Regions from separate parts of the Homo sapiens genome. Here all the other regions are linked to region 1. Evidence: read pairs that join two places in POLR2A ChIA-PET (ENCODE). Cell type or tissue: CD4-positive, alpha-beta T cell. All regions are shown on one strand.

The links. Peaks named below come from ENCODE experiments on the same cell type or tissue, not always from the same donor. Only the 100,000 strongest peaks of a DNase experiment are listed, where the experiment ranks them.
Region 2: POLR2A ChIA-PET joins it to region 1 with 6 read pairs; 1 of 35 experiments calls an interaction of 5 or more read pairs at or near these places.
Region 3: POLR2A ChIA-PET joins it to region 1 with 9 read pairs; 19 of 35 experiments call an interaction of 5 or more read pairs at or near these places.

Annotation. Positions count from the first base shown.
Region 1 is chr1:154,156,247-154,160,246 of GRCh38, reverse strand. It overlaps a transcript of TPM3 not described here. Among named protein-coding and RNA genes, the nearest start is that of NUP210L, 3.2 kb to the right of the region's middle. In CD4-positive, alpha-beta T cell, no CTCF peak of the experiment used is centred here; a DNase peak (open chromatin) is centred at 2,346; H3K27ac peaks cover 3,504 bases.
Region 2 is chr1:154,466,082-154,470,081 of GRCh38, reverse strand. It overlaps IL6R (interleukin 6 receptor), which reads right to left. Exons shown (of 10, transcript NM_000565.4): 10 at 632-4,000. It also overlaps a transcript of SHE not described here. Among named protein-coding and RNA genes, the nearest start is that of TDRD10, 34 kb to the left of the region's middle. In CD4-positive, alpha-beta T cell, no CTCF peak of the experiment used is centred here; DNase peaks (open chromatin) are centred at 2,181, 2,681 and 2,991; H3K27ac peaks cover 2,319 bases.
Region 3 is chr1:153,993,310-153,997,309 of GRCh38, reverse strand. NUP210L (nucleoporin 210 like) reads left to right here. Exons shown (of 40, transcript NM_207308.3): 38 at 2,130-2,234. It also overlaps the pseudogene RPL34P5. Among named protein-coding and RNA genes, the nearest start is that of RPS27, 4.5 kb to the right of the region's middle. In CD4-positive, alpha-beta T cell, no CTCF peak of the experiment used is centred here; no DNase peak of the experiment used is centred here.

The DNA of each region.
Region 1 (4,000 bases):
AAACTTATTTGTGAATTTCAGAGGTTGATACTAGGAGTATACCAGGAAGAGTTTGGTTTTCCTGTCCCCAAAGTTGTATTATCCCTGTGCTAGTCAGATGTATTTGAATCTTCCATATCCCACTATCTCTTTAAAGTGTGCTTCAAATGGAAAATCCAGATAAACCTATTAGATTTGAGCACTTAGCTGCTTGTATCAGGAATGCTTGCTAAATTGTCCTTTAGCCTGATTTGTAAAAAAAAAAAAAAAAAAAAAGGAAATAACTTACTTAGTAGCTTAAATAAATATGGGATTTGTTTTTTAATCACATACATCTAGCCATGAGCAACTGTGGCCTGTTGTAGCTGGGCTTTCCATGATTCTCTTGGTCTTTTCTCTTAAGATTGAAATATGCAACTCTGGTCATCACATCCATGTTGAAGGCAAGAGGGAAAGCTAAAGTTTTCCCAGAAGCCCCCAGCAGACTATCTTTCTACATCTCATTGGTTAAAACTGGATCATATGATCACCCCTAGCTGCAAGGGAGGCTGAAAAACAACAGGATAGTCTTGAGTAGCTTATACCAGTAATTTGCCTTCCCTGGGACTAGGCACACTATTTGTTGACTCTTAACAGGTTTGGGGTTCTTTTAAAGAAGAAGAAGAAATTGAATATTTATTGGCTAGGCCACTGAAATGGGTCTATCACACAATATCTGTAACACAAAGCATTAGAAAGTATAGGAGTGAATGAGTGTGGGGATATTTCTCCCAGTATACTGTTTATAATGCTGTCTTGAATGCTTTCACAGAAAAATGTTCAGCTGTTCACTTCCATTCCTTTCAAACCCTGATTATTGTGAACACATTTCTTCGAAGCCAACTGTATTCCTTCCTTTGCCATTTCCCTTGTTTCAGTTTCTCAACCCAGGGAATAAATATTGTGAAGGAAGCATTTTTTCTCCCTCAAAATGTTGTCCTACCAACTTGTCAGTCTGAATTTCCTCTGTTGGTCTTTCCACCAACTGACTGACTCTTATTGCCCTCTATCTGAATCCTCCTTGCATCCACCCTGCCTTACAGATGCATGTTATATATACCAGCTAGTTGAAAGACTCATAATTTACTTCTGGTACTCTACTAACTTTCCCTTTTTCTCTTTCTCCTCCTCTTTTTCCTCTCCTTCTCTTGTGTTCCCCTCCTCTCCGTTGCTGCTGCAGAGCGTCTCTACAGCCAACTTGAGCGAAACCGCCTGCTTTCTAATGAGCTGAAGCTAACGCTGCATGATCTGTGTGACTGATGGGCAGGGCTCAATGATGCCCATTAAACTGAGCTTACTGCTCACACCACTGACCTGGACCCCAACAAAAAGCTGATTGTCTTTTTAAAAGTTATTATTTTGCCCTGAGCAAATTGCATTTTAATTGGGGCAGTTAGAATGTTGATTTCCTAACAGCATTGTGAAGTTGACCATTGTGAAGTTTCTGTCCCTTTAGAAGAGATTATGGGTGAAGAAGGGAGGGGCCTGAGAGATTATAGTGAGAAAACTTGCGAGAATTTTGTTTTCCACCCTTATTTGCTGCTCTTTCACTTGGGCACTGACTGTAGGATATGTTCCCTTGCATGGATGTTTTTAACAATAAAAGGACTGACTTGACAAGTTGTTGTAACTGCTTCATCGGCAGGCCCAGGAATGGGTCCTTCTGACTGGGTGGAAAAAAGGGAAGTGAAAGAAAAGTTGTGGGATATGAATATGGGTCTGTGTTGCCATCACCTTCTCTGAGTTGAAGATTTGAGTATTTTCCTCACCTCTTTAGAGCAGTCAGAGTGGTTTGCTTGCTAGACAGATTAGATTCTCCTTAATGTTCAGCTGCTGATTTTCTTTCTGACTTTTGCGTCCTTTTTCTGGTTTTATGTTAATTTCAAGTAACTGTCACAAGCTAGTTCTGTTCAATAGCTCTGCAGCAATCTCAAGGTTTGCTTACAACTACTTGTTTCAGTAGTATTCTTGGCTTTGTTTTCTTTAGAGATTATTTGACTTAACTGTGAGCGCCCTTTTATTTATCCCATCAGTTATTACTTTGGCCTCTACTTTTTCGAAAAAACATGTAGTGCATGAGGATCTTCCTGTGCTCTTTATAATCTGAGATTCTGATGTTTCTATTGTTTGCAATGTTCAAACTCCGGTGAGCCATTTCAAGAGGGTATTGTTATGTGGGCAAAACCTAGAAAAGTGGATGGCTGATGGTTAAGGCTTGCTCTTTCATTGACTGAAAGCTGAAAGTGTTGGTTGGGTGTGGGAGGGAGAGGAAATGGCTGATAAGGGCCCTAACTCCCTCACCCAGGAAGTGCAGCAACACCTACAACTTCAGTAGGCAAGCCAAAGGCCCTACAAAACTGGGTGATGTAATAGCTCACTTCTGTGGCTGAGAAGGCAGCTGCTTTATCAGTCTGCAGCTTCTCTGCAACAGGAGCAAGTCTCAAAGAGCGGGTAGACCTTGAAATTTACTTCTAGTTCTTGTAACTTCTCTCCTTTACCCCCATTAGATAAACTGAAATGCACCAAAGAGGAGCACCTCTGTACACAAAGGATGCTGGACCAGACCCTGCTTGACCTGAATGAGATGTAGAACGCCCCAGTCCCACCCTGCTGCTGCTCCTCCCTCTGACCCAGACTCCGCCTGAGGCCAGCCTGCGGGAAGCTGACCTTTAACTGAGGGCTGATCTTTAACTGGAAGGCTGCTTTCTCCTTTCACCACCCCCTCCTTCCCTGTGTCTTTTTCGCCAAACTGTCTCTGCCTCTTCCCGGAGAATCCAGCTGGGCTAGAGGCTGAGCACCTTTGGAAACAACATTTAAGGGAATGTGAGCACAATGCATAATGTCTTTAAAAAGCATGTTGTGATGTACACATTTTGTAATTACCTTTTTTGTTGTTTTGTAGCAACCATTTGTAAAACATTCCAAATAATTCCACAGTCCTGAAGCAGCAATCGAATCCCTTTCTCACTTTTGGAAGGTGACTTTTCACCTTAATGCATATTCCCCTCTCCATAGAGGAGAGGAAAAGGTGTAGGCCTGCCTTACCGAGAGCCAAACAGAGCCCAGGGAGACTCCGCTGTGGGAAACCTCATTGTTCTGTACAAAGTACTAGCTAAACCAGAAAGGTGATTCCAGGAGGAGTTAGCCAAACAACAACAAAAACAAAAAATGTGCTGTTCAAGTTTTCAGCTTTAAGATATCTTTGGATAATGTTATTTCTATTTTTTATTTTTTTCATTAGAAGTTACCAAATTAAGATGGTAAGACCTCTGAGACCAAAATTTTGTCCCATCTCTACCCCCTCACAACTGCTTACAGAATGGATCATGTCCCCCTTATGTTGAGGTGACCACTTAATTGCTTTCCTGCCTCCTTGAAAGAAAGAAAGAAAGAAGACTGTGTTTTTGCCACTGATTTAGCCATGTGAAACTCATCTCATTACCCTTTTCTGGGTTTGAAGCTGCTGTCTCTAGAAGTGCCATCTCAATTGTGCTTTGTATCAGTCAGTGCTGGAGAAATCTTGAATAGCTTATGTACAAAACTTTTTAAATTTTATATTATTTTGAAACTTTGCTTTGGGTTTGTGGCACCCTGGCCACCCCATCTGGCTGTGACAGCCTCTGCAGTCCGTGGGCTGGCAGTTTGTTGATCTTTTAAGTTTCCTTCCCTACCCAGTCCCCATTTTCTGGTAAGGTTTCTAGGAGGTCTGTTAGGTGTACATCCTGCAGCTTATTGGCTTAAAATGTACTCTCCTTTTATGTGGTCTCTTTGGGGCCGATTGGGAGAAAGAGAAATCAATAGTGCAACTGTTTTGATACTGAATATTGACAAGTGTCTTTTTGAAATAAAGAACCAGTCCCTCCAACCCTCAGACCTATTTGACTTTTATTTATTAAAACTAAATGTGCTTTCTCCACAGAAGCTATGAGGTTTGGGTTAAAAATAGCATCTTTGTGGGTGGTAGCAACAGGATTTATTCTTT
Region 2 (4,000 bases), 310 kb before region 1:
AGGTGGGGGCCCAGAGGCGGCGCCTCTCAGTCCAGCTTTGAGTGGAGTTACATAATTTCCAGGCTTCCCTGCAGTTCTCGCCTCCCCATCCCTGAACTGTTTACACAGTAGCTCTCACCCACAAAGAGTCCGCATGATGGCTTTTCCTCTGTTTGGAAGATGTGGATGGCTGTGTCCCAAGTTTTTCCTACCTAAGATCCTTTTCAGTAGGGGATGGATTTGGTCTATCTGATGATCAAGAGTTCAGGGTGGCCTTTGTGATAGTGTTACACCCCCTCCCAGGTCCAATAAACAGTCTTCTGACAAATAATGGCCCTTCCTTTTCCTTCCCCACCTGTCCACCACCTGGTAATGTGATGTAAGCGTGGCAAAATCCCACACACCCCTTCCAGAAATCCCAGGACTCGTGTGGGAAATACTGTCATAATTAAAGCCTTCTGAGAAATTGCTGCTTCTTCCTTGAACTTACCTACTTTTGAGCGGTCCTTTAATCCTGCATTAAGGGGATACCCCCCCAAAAATGGTTCTACTTAATTATCCCCCCTTCCTCACTCCTTTCTCCTCATGAATCAGGCAAGCCTTTTTTTTTTAGATGACCCAGATGCCCAAAGCAATAATTACATTTCAAGGGTATTTTTTAAGAGTATTTATTCCAAACACAATGTTCACTTTAAATGCAAAATAGCTGGTAGAAAAAAAAACACTGAAAAATATACTGACCCTTTGCCCCATATACAGACATCAGCCTTTGGTATTTGCTTTCAGGTAATTAGGTAAAACAAACAAACAAAAACTTGAAACTATTATTTATCTCCAAGAAAACAACGTAGAGTTGAGGTATTCTATTTAACAGATGTGATCTCCATCCAATAAGGTCTCTCTGTTAATTAACAGCCTTGTGACATGCTGTTCCAATCCTTTCCTCCTAAAGTAGAATTTCATTTGAGCATATGTTCATAAAACTGACAGTGTTCCTTAATAATCACTAAGGTTGCCATAGAAACTCCCTGGTGCTGGTGCCCAGCCGCACGGAGGACAGGAGGCCTTCACAGGGCACTGAGGAGGGCCTGGCACGGACCCTGAACTGGCCCGCCTGCCCCTCCGTGTGCAGCCCCTGCCCACGGCTGCACGGGACAGCTGGGTGCAGGGCTCTTGCCTCAAAGGGTCACAGGTTGCCCCTGCATCTCCAAATTAAGACCACCAACTCCACCTGGAGCTGGTGTCAGCATCCTCCCCACCTGGGTTAGCCTTCTGGACGTGCTGTGAGATAATAGAGCTCAGCACCAAAGCAGCTGGGAAGACATTCCTGAACATTCTCCAGGAAACAAACCCATAGACCACAACATGCCCAGCCTGCCCCACTGGGCCCTGTTCACTACCAGGTGGGCTTCCAGCCTGGTTCCAGCAACAGATTCCACAACCTGCCGCGGCAACCAGTTTCCTTTCTCCCAAGACAGCAGGGAAGTGCCAGAGGCTCCGTGTGAACTCAGAGCCTGATAAAGAAAGCGTAAGGGCAAGTCCCCATCAGGGCCAAGAGCTCTCTGAGTTACCAAAGGCCTCGTCAACATAGCCAGTGCTACCCCTGGACACATTTCTTGAAAATATTTCATTAATGCTACAAACATTATTGATCATTTTACTTTAGGCCTTGAACCAGCATATTTTTTACTTTCCCCACCCAGCAGGATAAGCTGTCGTATTTAACCTAAATGGTCTCTGTCTCAGCGTTTCACGTCTGGCTGCGTGGCAGATGGCTACAGGTGTTAGGCAAATAACAGCACTGCTGGGGACTCAAGGCAGTGGGGGTGCTGCAGAAACACAGGTAGAAATGCCCCGTGCATTGAGACACATGTTCAGTCACCACAGATTAGAGAACATAGAGAGCTTAGGATGTATACCTGTGTACGCTGAGCCAGGCCTACAGCCCAGAGAAGACATTTTTTCTTCATTTACATTAGCTTATGAAAAATAAAGGGAAAACAACCCTCTTCAATACAAAAACAAAAAAACAAAACAAAGCAATTCCATTACAATAAAAATGAAAGCAATAACAATTTGGAGATCAAAGCTGCCTAGCTCTTGGCAATAATGAGCTATCTGGATTTCACATCTTCCGCTAGCATGGTTCTGCCCGGCTTTGGTAACACCACATGTGGGTAAAACGGTATAAAGAATTGAAGAACTGTGGGCACAGAATCACCCTTACTGCAGATTCTCATTCTTAATATTTCCCTTTAACAGCATTTTGCTGTTCTCAAGTCTCAGAAACTTTATGTGGTGGGATGGGAGGGAACCACCATAACCGCCTGCCTGCCTTTTTTTTTCTTAACTGTTATTGTTCATAATAGAGATGGTGTCTCACTATGTTACCCAGGTTGGTCTCAAACTCCTGAGCTCAAGCAATCCTCCCACCTTGGCCTCCCAAAGTGCTAGGATTACAGGCGTGAGCCACCGCGCCCGGCCATCCTGCCTTTTTGCCAACCTAAGATGAGTTGCCTCAAGCAGCAATAGGGTCTAAAATCTACAGACAAGCCCAGCAATGAAAATCACGGCTTACTGAAGACAGTAACAGCTTAAACCTGGAAAACCGTAAACAAAACATGGTCACTTTCATCCTTTCGCACCTGTCTGGTGATGGTGGTGGTTTTTCTAAGAGGGTAGAGTATTAGAAAAGTTTTGTGGTCTGGTAAATATTGGGTCCATGGTTACACGGCTGATTTAAATCATATCCCCACTCTGGAATACCCTGATAACTTGAGAGCTAACTGGGTAACCACTAACACCACTGAATTTTCAAAGCTCGGACAGAAAAGTCAGCTGAAGTGGTTAATCATGGTGTTACAACTAGACATTTAGTCCTGCTTCAATTCTTGCAGAGCTGAATCAACTCAAGGAACTAAATAAAAAGAGGAAGGCACCGAGGTAAGGGATTTTTTTTAAATGGGATTTTTTTAAAACCTCTTTGATAGCAGAAAGCTCAGGGCTTTCAGGGTGGGGAATTTCTAGGACCCTGCCGGGCAGTCGTGGGAGGCTTCCTTCTCGGCACTGGGACAGGGACCGGACACCCTCTCCATAACCACCTGGGGGAGTAGTCACACGCTGGTTTTTCCCTAGAGTAGAGAAGAGGCAGGCTATTTTTCCACTTTTTAAGACAAAAACAAAATACAGAATGAAACCACAATCTCTTCTCTAATAGGGAAAATATTTTTTCTTTTTCTTTTTCTTTTTTTGAGACAGGGTCTCACTTGCTCTGTCACCCAGGCTGGAGTGCAGTGGTGCAATCTCGGCTCACTGCAGCCTTGACCTCCCAGGCTCAAGAGATCCTCCCACCTCAGCCCCCCAAGTATCTGGGACTTCAGGCACACTCTACCACACTTGGCTAATTTTTATGCTTTTTGTAGAGATGGGGTTTTATCACATTGCCCAGGCTGATCTCAAACTTCTGGACTCAAGTGATCCTCCTGCCTCGACCTCCCGAAGTGCGTGGGCCACCATGCCTGGCAGGAAAATATTTTTTCTCTTCCTCCTTTTTCACTTGACTTGGTTTTGGGCTAAACAAAGTTATGGTGCTTCCCCCACACCTAAGTAAGTTACTTCTATGCTGACACAGCGAATATTGGATATTCCACCCTCTCAAGAGAAAACAGTCAGCAGTTTTTTAAAAACCAAGTTTAAACACATTCTTGCCAGGCTCATTTTTCTTTTCACATTGTCTTCCTTAATATTATCTTCCCTAGTTACCCAGGTTCAGCTGACAACAAACAAAGCTGCAGTAAAACCGTTTTGATCTCAGAAATGGCAGAAGCCCTCCCTGCTGCTAGCTCTCCTTTGTGGGAGGTGGAGAAGAGAGAACATTGGTTTTCAGAGGCTGTGATCCCCCACTCAGCTCCCACTCTACAGGGGATGGTAGAGACCCTGTGCCCCTCTCCTCTCCTTCCTCTGCTTCTCACCTGAGGTCCTGCAACCCAAAGCCAATGCAGTTGCCTCTGTATTCAGCAAA
Region 3 (4,000 bases), 160 kb after region 1:
GTTAAAGAAAAACATTTAAATTATTCAGGTGTTAAAAAAAAAAAAAAGGCCAGCGCGATGGCTCATGCCTGTAATCCCACCACTTTGGGAGGCCGAAGTGGTTGGATCACCTGAGGTGAGGAGTTCGAGACCATCCTGGCCAACATGGTGAAAACCCATCTCTACTAAAAATACAAAAATTATCTGGGCGTGGTGGCGGGCCCCTGTAATCCCAGTTACGCAGGATGCTGAGGCAGCAGAATTGCTTGAATCTGGGAGGCAGAGGTTGCGGTGAGCCGAGATCATGCCATTGCACTGCAGCCTGGGCAACAAGAGTGAAACTCCATCTCAAAAACAAAAAAAAAGTCGGACATGATGGTGTGCACCTGTAGTCCTAGTTACTTAGGAGGCTGCAGTAAGCCATGACTGCACCACTGCACTCCAGCCTGAGACCTTGTCTCAAAAAAAAAAAAAAAAAAAAAGGCAAGTCTACAGTTTTATTGAGGATAAGGTTAGATACAAATCAGAGTGCTCCCAAAAAATGACATCCTGAGTAGGACAAAGGTACTGTGGATTTAAGTGGTCACTGATGATCTTAAAAAAAAGTTTTGGCTGGGTGCAGCGGCTCATGCCTGTAATTCCAGCACTTTGGGAGGCCAAGGCGGGTGGATCACCTGAGGTCAGGAGTTTGAGGCCAGCCTGGCCAAAATGGTGACACTCATCCCTACTAAAAATACGAAAATTAGCCAGGCATGGTGGTGGGCACCTGTAATGCCAGCTACTAGGGAGGCTGAGACAAAAGAATTGCTTGAACCCAGGAGGCGGAGGTTGCAGGGAGTTGAGATGGTGCCACTGCACTCCAGCCTGGGCAACAGAGACTCCCTCTCAAAAAAATGAAAAGAAAATGTTTCAAGATAGAGATTACAATTATAAATGGAATCAGCATACTATCACAAGTTTAGTGAAGGGAAGCATGTTACCTGGGGTTAAAGTGCACGGGAAAGGTAAACAGCATGTTTTTGTTTGTTTTGTTTTGTTTGAAATAGAGTCTGGCTCTGTCACCCAGGCTGGAGTGCAGTGGAGAGATCTCGGTTCACTGCTAGCTCCGCCTCCCGGGTTCACGCCATTCTTCTGCCTCAGCCTCCCAAGTAGCTGGGACTACAGGTGCATGCCACCACACCCAGCTAATTTTTTCTATTTTTAGTAGAGACGGGGTTTCACCATGTTAGCCAGGATGGTCTTGATCTCCTGACCTTGTGATCCACCCGCCTTGGCCTCCCAAAATGCTGGGATTACAGGTGTGAGCCACCACGCCAGGCCGCATTTTTTTTTTAAGTCTCCTCATTTTTATTACTCAAAAGTTTCATTTTTTATTTAGCTGACTGTGCTTGTGCCTTCGACACTTTCACAACAATTTTCTGCTCCTCGATAAGGAGAGCACACTTGATCCAGTCACGAACACATTTAGCACACATGGAACCCGACATGTTGTTTTGGACAATCTCGTAAGAACTTCAGGTTTTACGGCACGAATCCCTTGAAGTCTGCCTGGGCACATGCCACATGCAGATTTTGGTGCTTTCCCATCCATCTTGGTATAAAGGTAAACAATTCTATTACCAAGGGTTTGGGACAGCCTAGTTTTGTTAGAGGCTGTATTGTAGGAAAGCCTACGTTGGTATGTCAAACGCTGGACCATTCTGAGTGCCTGCAGACAACGTCCCTGGAAGAGGAAGAAGTGGTAACCAGCATTTTAAAGTAGCAGAGGATTTAAAGCATCCTTTGAAATCTAAGAGGAAGAAATAACAAGCTCAAGAATTAGAGAGTTGTATTACTCTGGAGATAGGAAGAAGTCAAAAAGACGCGGTTGAGCCAAGTATAGTTCACATCTGAAGCTCTCTTCTCTCTTACTAAGAAGGCTGGGTTTTGAATACTTCTGGCAGATACTCTTATTACTATTTTTAGTCATAAGTTTTAAAATGCAGCATCTGCTGGAGGTTGCAGTGAGCTGAGATCGCACCACTGCCCTCCAGCCTGGGGGACAGAGTGAGAGTAAAACTCTGTCTCAAAAAAAATTAAATTTAAAAAATGCAGCATCTGCCCATGGTTGCTATTAACTATTATCTTGTTTTGTTATGGCCAATGTATAGATCACTGTGAAGATTCCGCCATCCTCAAGCGGTTCACTGGCTCTTACCAGATCCTGCTCTTGACCCTCTTTGCAGTGCTGGCATCAACAGCTTCCATCTTCCTAGGTAGAGTCCTTATATTCAATAACATAGACTTTGACATGAAAACTGCCTTTTTTTTTTTTTTTTTGAGATGGAGTTTAAGTCTGTCGCCCACGCTGGAGTGCAGTGGCGCAATCTTGGCTTACAGCAACCTCTGCCGCCCGAGTTCAAGCAATTCTCCTGCCTCAGCCTCCCGAGTAGCTGGGATTACAGGCGCCGGCCACTGCTCCCGACTAATTTTTGTATTTTTAGTAGAGACGGGGTTTCACCATCTTGGCCAGGCTGGTCTTGAACTCCTGACCTCGTGATCCACCCGCCTCGGCCTCCCAAAGTGCTGGGATTACAGGCGTGAGCCACCGCGCCCAGATGAAACTGCCTTATTTCACAAATAAGGATGAAAATTAGCCACTTATCACATATAATTTTAACAAACAGTGTAAACTAAGCCTTGCTAGTCCTAGTAACGTGGTGGATTAAAGGTCCCCCTCAGCCGGGCATGGTGGCTTATGCCTGTAATCCCAGCACTTTGGGAGGCCAAGGCGGGTGGGTCACCTAAGTTCAGGAGTTCGAGACCAGCCTGGCCAACATGGTGAAACTCCATCTCTACTAAAAATAACAAAAATTAGTCAGTGTGGTGGCACATGCCTGTAATCCCAGCTACTCGGGAGGCTGAGGCAGAAGTGCTTGAACCTGGGAGACACAGGTTGCAGTGAGCCAAGATCGTGCCACTGCACTTCAGCCTGGGTGACAGAGCAAGACTCCGTTTCAAAAAAAAAAGGTCCTCAACTTACTACCAAGAAGCAACAAACTGGATTTGGCAAACACACACCACTCAGAAGTGGAAACCACTACTAAATCTTGAGGTATAACAGCTACTTTTGCTGAAATTCATAGTTAGGGATAATTCAAGTAACAAAACAGACTGGGTGCAATGGCTCACACCTGTAATCCTAGCACTTTGGGAGGCCAAAGTGGGAGGATGGCTTGAGTCTAGGAATTTAAGACCAGCCTGGGCAACACAGAGAGACTCCATCTCTACAAAAAAACTTTAAAATTAGCTGGGTGTGGTGGTGGCACACATCTAGTCCCAGCTACTAGGGAAGCTGAGGCAGGATTTCTTGAGACAGGGAATTCAAGGTGGCAGTAAGCCATGATTGTGCCACTGTACTCCAGTGATACTGTGTGTCTAAAAAAAAATTTTTTTGAGATGGAGTCCCATTGTCACCCAGGCTGGTGTGAAGTGGTGCAATCTTGGCTCACTGCAACCTCCATCGCCCAGTTTCAAGCGATTCTCCTGCCTCAGCCTCTCGAGTAGCTGGAATTACAGACACCCGCCACCACACCTGTCTAATTTTTTATTTTTAGTGGCATGTTGGCCAGGCTGGTCTTGAATGCCTGACCTCAGGTGGTCTGCCCACCTAGGCCTCCCAAAGTGCTGGGATTACAGGCGTGAGCCACCACACACAGCCTAAAAAAAAAAAAATTAACACAACACTATTGTCTACTCCATTTCCCCACTTTTTTTTTTTTTTCTGAGACAGAGTCTGGCTCTATCGCCCAGGCTGGAGTGCAGTGGCACGATCTCAGCTCACTACAAGCTCCGCCTCCCAGGTTCACACCATTCTCCTGCCTCAGCCTCCTGAGTAGCTGGGACTACAGGCACCCGCCAACACGCCCAGCTAATTTTTTATATTTTTAGTAGAGACGGGGTTTCACTGTGTTAGCCAGGATGGTCTCAATCTCCTGACCTCGTGATCCGCCCACCTCAGCCTCCCAAAATGCTGCGATTA